Regions from separate parts of the Homo sapiens genome. Here region 1 is linked to region 2. The links are chromatin contacts, found by Hi-C or POLR2A ChIA-PET in ENCODE. All regions are on one chromosome and are shown on one strand. The core of a region is the stretch at or near the end of the contact, and the rest is flanking DNA. Distances in the headings are between cores, read along the strand shown. Region 1 overlaps NRCAM (neuronal cell adhesion molecule). Region 2 has its middle 6.0 kb from the start of LAMB4.

Region 1 (3,824 bases), core at 1,149-3,648, 170 kb before region 2:
CAAATGGCTCTTTTAAGAGAAAGCTCCCTTTGTTGAAGCAAAATGACCTATTTTATATAGTTTTTATGTACCCCTCTCCTCTACAAGTGTCCTTGTTTCATAAAGAACACCTGCAAGGTAAAGCAATGTGATAGTAAGTACCATCCATTCTGACAGGGACATATACCAAATTACAGTTGTTAGAAACTAGGAGTTACTAGTAATGGTATTAAGTATGGTGGCTTACCAGTACAATACTAGTATCAGCAGTAAGGTATGGAAAATTCTTTCGTAGATAATATATTGTCTGATATCTATAAGGTAGTAAGACACTGAGGGCGGGAGTTTATTTGTAAAAATGGTGTTTTCTGGTGAGCAGGGAAAACAGCGGCCACTGTGAGGAAGTACATGGTGCCCTTTTAAGGTGGAAACGCTTGGCTCAACAGCAGGTGCTCTCCCACTTCCTAGCCCACTCTCAGGTAGTTCTAAGGGAGTTTTTCTGGCTGGATGCATTATTTTTTCTTTCTTCCATCGTGTGAAGGGTACTCGATTGAAAATCTCTGTCTTCTAGAGCAACAAGTGAAAAGGCTCGATTCTTCTTTTCTCAATACACACTTCTTGTTGGTCTTTCTGGCTAGCCTTTTGTTAATTGGCTCAAGAGAGCTTTTAGTTGTCAGGTCCTATGAGAGCCACTAAAATGTCTCATTTTTTGGTTTCGTGAATGGTTGAATCTTGTCAAAACTAAATACTGAGTCTTCCCAATTTGTTTCCCTGGCCTCACAAAGACTGACTGAAACTTCCCAAAATTCTAAAGCACACTTATACTCAGAATGTCCCTAGGCTATTCAAGTATTTGGCCTCTGACATTAGAATAAATAAGTTTTTTTCGTAGCTACTTAGAGTTTTCAGTAGTTTTTCCCACATTCACTGGCATGCTGTGATGTTCAGAAAAATGCATGCAGCCAGAATTGTGGACTGTGGTTTGCAAACTCTCAGGCCCATCCCACATCCTTCTGTTTGGGAAGTGCCCTCTGTCTGCCCTTATCCAGTGTCACACATAAAAACTGCTCACGTTTGCCATTAACCCTAATGTGTACATTCTCTCCCTGGGAAATCTGTCTTCTACCTGCATTGAAAACCTTGAGCTAAAATGCAAGGCTGCTAGTGGTGGCATTTTGATAATCAACCAGAGTGAGGAGAGAGGATACCTCTGAAATCACTTCGTAAAATGAGTTTTCTGCTGGCCACATTCGTGTAAGTTTGGTCCTAGTAGTAACCATAAGGAGTCTGAGGAAGAAGAATGCCCAGGCTGCACCTTAAAGCATGTTCCCATTTGGCAGCAAGCTGTGTATGAAGAATAACCTGACAAGGTGCTGGAGTCATTTACTGACTGTTTTTGTGGATGACTTGAAATTTGTTCTTTCCCTTGGACTTTACAATACCGAGTTGTTAAAGTTATATGTACATCTTAGGAGAAGGGTAGTTACATCCTGAATAGATAATAGTAAAACTGGTAAGAGTAAAAAGACTTTTATCTTATAATTAAGTTGATTTGTAAAAGTGAACCTGTATTTTATTACAAAATCCTAATAGTTATACAATTTTAATGCTATTTATTTATTTAATTTATTTCTTTCTTGAGATGGAGTCTCACTTGTCACCCAGGTTGCAGTGCAATGGCGCGATCTCTGCTCACTGCAAACTCCACCTCCCGGGTTCAAGTGATTCTCATCCCTCAGCCTCCTGAGTAGCTACAATTACAGATGCATACCAACATGCCTGGCTACTTTTTGCATTTTTAATAGAGACAGGGTTTCACCATGTTGGCCAGGCTGGTCTTGAGCTCCTGGCCTCAAGTGATCTGCCTGCCTTGGCCTCACAAAGTACTGGAATTACAGGCATGAGCCACCATGCCTGGCCAATTTTTAATACAATTTAACAGTAAAGACAGCTATCAAAATTTTGTCCTACAGGATCATTTTAAGGCTGAGTTTAGTTGATACCAGTCAAATCAAGAAGACCCAGCACCCACAGAAAGAATACTTGCCCCATGAAGCTGAAGATTAAAAGCTCATGAATAAAGCAGTTACTCTGGGATGCCTAGAACTTATAAAAACCAAGACAGGGATCTAACTCCAAGTAAAAAATATTTACCTCTTTATTGTTTTATACCAGTAAAGTTTGATTCAATATGTAGTCATCTGGAAAACTAGAACAATCTTTTCTTATACAAATTAACTTCCTCCCTCTTCATTGTGACATAGCATGAAGGCAAGGCACAGATTTCAACTAAGTGACATCTCTTGAAACATTAGCATACTTGGACAGTCCCTCTATTGTGATCGTGATGAACTTTTTCACAGAATGACTACTTACCACTGAAATGCAGCATTCCTGGAAGCTGAATGACAATGCAGTGAAGAACATTCTGTTCTTTCAACCCAGGCGACTGCTCAGCTTTCCATTTCCACATGAAGTCTGAGCAGTGCTCTCTGTCCTGGGGTCAGATGGAAGCATATTAAATTCAATGTGCAACATTTCTGTAGGGAGGCTAAATTATACATTTCCTGATATTTATCTCTGAGTTTTATTCACATCCGTGATTGAGATGCCTTTATTGATTAGGCATCTCATTTCTGCCTCTTGCATCCTGTCCTCATTATTCTTATGGGACACAGCCATTTTTCTCTGGACATCTCACCTTATCCCCCTTCTCACCACTCCCACCACTCTGGGCTGCTCAGTTTGATAGCTGTTTCTGAAGGCTCAGAAAGAGCAGTTGAAATGTGTTTGAAGAAAGACATCAGCATTTTCTCTTGGGAGATAGCTGGGTAAGGATAATGCCATAGTGAGACAATGATGAAAACAGTGGCATTATGTTTTTGTGGCAGCAATAATTGGTGCTAGTAGTCAGTAGAAGGAATCCTGCAACTTTTATGTGTTCCCCCCTCTCCTCCCATTGTAGCCTAGTGGGGAGAAATATCTGGTTTGAAACTGGAAATAAAAAACTGCCTGAGTCACTCCAGTACATGAAATGTAGAGCACTTAGCATTTATACACCAAAGGGCTAATGCGTGACCTTTGCAAATAGCTTCTTGCATATACTTACTGGATTTGATTTCTTTTCCTTGCTGTACTTTTGGCTTGTAGTTCTTAACTGTTTTCTGGGATTATTAGAATCAGAACTCGTGATGAAATAAGTCTAGATTCGTGACCCATAGACTTTAATTTTGAGGTTCACCAAAATGACCAGAACAGTGCCACCAAAAGGCAGGGGCACTGCCCTGTGGCTCTTGTTCCCAGCAAGTACAACCTCTATTAAAATAATTCTCACCCTGAGAGGAAGCTTATTCCAAATGAAAGTTATAAATGGCATCCCTTATTCATTGAGTTAGGATCTTTGTATTCAGCATTCTTATCACCAGAATCATCATTTATTGAACTTTAATTGTGCAACATAACCTAATGGGTGAGATACTCCAAGTATGGACAATTGGAAGTGAGACACAGCAGGAATACTGGAAGGCCTCAGGTGTTCAGGTCCACATGGTACTCTATACAAAGGTAGACATGTGTGCCTAGGTTCTGCGGGTATTTTATCATGTCTCTTCCTTCCAGCATCTGGCCATTTCATCCCTGGCTGCTTTTGGAGGGAGTCGAATCCTGACAGGAGGGTTATCTAGGGAACTACCCAGGAGGAAAATGAAACCCAGTGTGGAGCAGGAGGCCAGGACCAGGCCCCTGCTGGTAATGCAGTATGTTGCTGTCACAACTGACTGCATACACAAATAGATGCTTGGGTTTTTTTTTTTTTGCTTTGCTTTGTTTTCTTTTATTTTGCCTTT
Region 2 (3,859 bases), core at 1,222-3,721:
CTAAACCTTGTTGGGACTGGTTAGAGGTTGTCAGGGTTGTGTCATGATAATTATTTTCCATAGAGATGGGAAGGACACAGTAAGAATATGAAAGTCATGCCTAACCGCTTAACCAGTTGTATTCAGGAGAGCTTGCTCATGGGTAGACAATGACTAGGGATCTTGGCTCTCTACTCTGTTTAGCCAAGCTCAGTCTTACTTCCATAGCACGTGGACAAAGGAGGAAGAGAGGGCAAATCTAGAGGTCTAGATTTACCCCTCTGCATCTAGTTACTCCAAAAAAAAGCAAATCCTTCCATCAAGCAATTTTTTACATCTTTGGGCCCATAGCTAATGTCACAGATTTCAAGAGAGATGGAAGAATGAAAACAATGATCTCTGCACTTCAGGCACCTTCCCTTCAGGGCATGTGGCGGACCAGGTGACTTCATACCCAACAATTAGAGATCTAGGACCAAGCCCTGTGGTGGTCTATAGACTATAATTACAAAGACAGATGCCACTGTGGGCTGAAATAGAGGAATCCTAGAAGAGGACCCTGGAAAATGAATGAAATTTGGAAAGGAAATAGATGGAAAGAGGGTAGAGCAGAAAGAATAATGCCCCCCACCAAGATGTGCATAGCCTAATTAATCCCTGGAACCTGTGAATATATGACATGGCAATAGTGACTTCAAAAATGTGATTAAGAATATAGAGACGGATATCCTGGATGATCCTAGTGGGCACAATAAAGTCACAGTGGTCCCTGTAAAAGGAAGGCAGGAGAATCCACCTTAGTAACAAGAGACATGACAATGGAAGCAAGAGGTTTGTGTGACACAAAGAAGGAGCCACAGAAGCTTCTGGAAGCTGAAAAAGGCAAGAGAATGGATTCTCCCCTCAGAGCCTCCAGAAGGAACCAGACCTGCCAACCCTTGGCTTTAGCTTAGTGAGACTGATTCCAAACTTCTGACTTCTTAACTGTAAGATAATAAATTTGTGTTGTTTTCAGTCACCAAGTTTGCGGTAGTTTTGTTACAGCAGCAAGAGGGAACTAATACAAGGGGAAACATTTAGTTTGGAAAAGCAAAAGTTCAACAAACTCAAATGGCAATGGCTTCTAAGTGATAACAGACCCACAATCCCAGTACTGGGGTTAGGAAGAAGAAAGATGGGTGCAAGGACTTCTGTAACAAAGTACCATGAACCGAGTAGTTTAAACAATAGAACTTTCCCAGGCACGGTGGCTCACGCCTGTAATCCCAGCACTTTGGGAGGCTGAGGCAGGTGGATCACCTGAGGTCAGGAGTTCAAGACCAGCCCGGCCAATGTGGCAAAACCGTCTCTACTAAAAATACAAAAAAATTAGCCGGGCCTGGTGGCGCACGCTGGTAGTCCCAGCTACTCGAGAGGCTGAGGCAGGAGAATTTCTTGAACTCAGGTGGCGGAGGTTACAGTGAGTCGAGATCATGGCACTGCACTCCAGCCTGGGCAACAGAGCAAGACTGTCTCAATAAAAAAAAAAAAAAAAAATAGAATTTTATCTTCTCACAGTTTTGGAGGCTAGAAGTCCAAGATCAAGGTGCCAGCAGGGCCATGCTTCCTCTGAAGGTGCTGGAAAAAGAGCTGTTCCAGGCCTCTCTCCTAGCTTCTGGTTCCTGGGCTTGTGGCAGCAGAACTCTAGTCTTCACGTGGTGTTTTTCTTATATACACGTCTCTGTATTTCCAAATTTCCCTTTTTGTATGTGAAAGGGGATACGAGTCATATTGGATTAGGGGCCCACCCCACTCCAGTATGACCTCATCTTAACTTTAATTACATCTACAATGACCCCCTTCTTAGATAAGTTCACACTCTGAGGTACTAGGAATTAGGACTTCCACATATGAATTTAGAGGGAGGGGTACAGTACACAATTCAACCCATAACATGTGGGAAATGGAAATATGATCTTATCAATGCCAATACCTCCTGTAGCTTCTATAATATGCCAGATGTGGGAGGGTTGCAAAGGAAACAGAAGGTCACTGCCTTTGAGGAACTGACATTTGTGCTTAGGCCTATGGTAGGCGGAGGAGATATAAGACTCCACATGATTTCAAGTCTGGGACCTGAATTCCTAGATCATCCAAGTGATGACAAATCCTGTAGCAGGACAAGGCAGAGAAGCACACCTGAAGACTGAGGAAGAGAATCAACAGATTCAGAAAAGAACTGATGCCAATTTGGGGAGCAGTTGTAATCGTACAATGCTTAGTTCTGAAAGAGTGCTTAGAGTTTTCTGAAAATCTTGTTCCTAACCATATTTTCATTCTCTAAGCTATTTTAATCACCTAAATCCCATATTGATTACTGAATGTGACGTGACCCCTTGGCTTTCCTCACCAATGATACCTTCCGGAAGTGAAAATTTGGAGCAGCACAAAGAGCTGCCTGAGAAAGCAGAACTGGCCTCCGGAGACGTGCTTGGGTAAGACACACTGAGTGATACAGGAAGCCACAAGACCAAGGTGAAAGTTTCTTGACATGACAAGAAGGGCAAAGCAGAAAAACCAAAGAATTAATGGAGATGGAAAGACAAGCAGAAGGGACTCTGAAACCCACAGATAAGTAGGCAGGTGAAAAACAATGAGAAAGCTACTCCCAGAAGCTGTTCCGATCTCTGCCCAGGTTGGACACTGGTTAGAACTGGGCAGTCTCCTTAAGATGTTTTAAACATGTGCTCTCATCCAGGCACATTCCACCTTCTCAGAGCACAGCCACTCTTGCCAAGCCCCAGCAAGCTTGTCTTCACTGCCTCTACCCGAACACTTCCTTGCTGTATCATTTCATTTCTGGGGATTAAGATAAAAACTGATTTCTGTCATCTTATCTTAAAAATAAGGTTGATAGCTAGCCAGTTGTTAAATACTTGTTCGGAATACCATGCTATGCAAATGCCCTTGTTACCCAGTACAGGATAAGAAGCATTTATTCAACAAATTTTGAGTGCAAATTACGTGCCAGTCACTATCTTAGGCATTGGGGATGGAAGGGTAAATAAGACAAAACCCATGTCCTTGAAGGCTTTACAGACTAGATGTGGAGGTATAAGGAGAGAGTCAGCCACACAGCAGGGATGGCAACTGCTAAAGTAGACACACACACGGGGGATTACATGCATCAGGAAATGGAAACACAGCCCAGAATGGAGGAGTAGAGAAAATGACCTGGAGGTGATACTGAGACTCTAGCAGCATGAAGTAGATCATTGCTTAACAAATTTTTCTGTAAAGTGTCAGCTAGTAGGAGTTTTTGGCTTTGCAGGTGGTATGGTCTCTCACAACTACTCAACTCTGCCATTGTAGCATAAACAAGGCAGCTGTAGACAATATGTAGATAATCAATTGGACAGTTCTAATTAAACTATTTGTGAGTGCAAAAATTTGTATTTCATATCATTGCTATATGTCACAAAATACTATTTTTTAAAATTTTTCTTAATATCTAAAAATGTAAAAGCCGTTCTTAGTTTGCAGGCCCCATAAAAGCAGGCAGTGGCCAGCATGGACCTGTGGGTTGTAGAGTGCTGATCCTTGATCTAGATAAAGTAGGCAAAACATTCCATGCAGGAGAAACCACATACACCACACAGGCACACTTAGGAATGCCAAGCAGATGTTAAGGGTTAATATTTTTAAAGGCAAAATCATGACTCTTATACAAATATAAAGCAAATATATACCAAAGATTCTATTCAATTTGTTCATTAATGAGAGAAACAAGAGAATGTTATGACCAGTTCAAAGGAGAAGTTTTTAAAAAACACACATGTATAGGCCATCAGAAATGCTGAAATCAATTGGCTGGTATCTGTATCTATCAATATCTATATGG

The links. Hi-C counts contacts between places; a loop is a spot of excess contacts on that map. ChIA-PET counts read pairs that join two places held with the same protein, here RNA polymerase II (POLR2A). Pooled maps may share reads with other maps.
Region 1: a map with no recorded cell type shows a loop between it and region 2 (8-fold over the local background). The contact joins two enhancer-like sites. A Hi-C loop is called at or near these places in 2 of 37 single-sample maps with no recorded cell type and 2 of 50 pooled maps. POLR2A ChIA-PET finds 5 or more read pairs at or near these places in 1 of 52 experiments (T-cell).

What each region holds. Positions count from the first base shown.
Region 1 is chr7:108,307,650-108,311,473 of GRCh38, reverse strand. All of the region lies in intron 3 of NRCAM (neuronal cell adhesion molecule), which reads left to right. Among named protein-coding and RNA genes, the nearest start is that of NRCAM, 150 kb to the left of the region's middle. RefSeq lists a silencer at 2,235-2,529. Within about 2 kb of position 2,398, at least 3 of the 41 ENCODE cell types and tissues checked have a DNase peak (open chromatin) inside an H3K27ac peak, as active enhancers do.
Region 2 is chr7:108,134,408-108,138,266 of GRCh38, reverse strand. No RefSeq gene overlaps it. Among named protein-coding and RNA genes, the nearest start is that of LAMB4, 6.0 kb to the right of the region's middle. Within about 2 kb of position 2,471, at least 4 of the 41 ENCODE cell types and tissues checked have a DNase peak (open chromatin) inside an H3K27ac peak, as active enhancers do.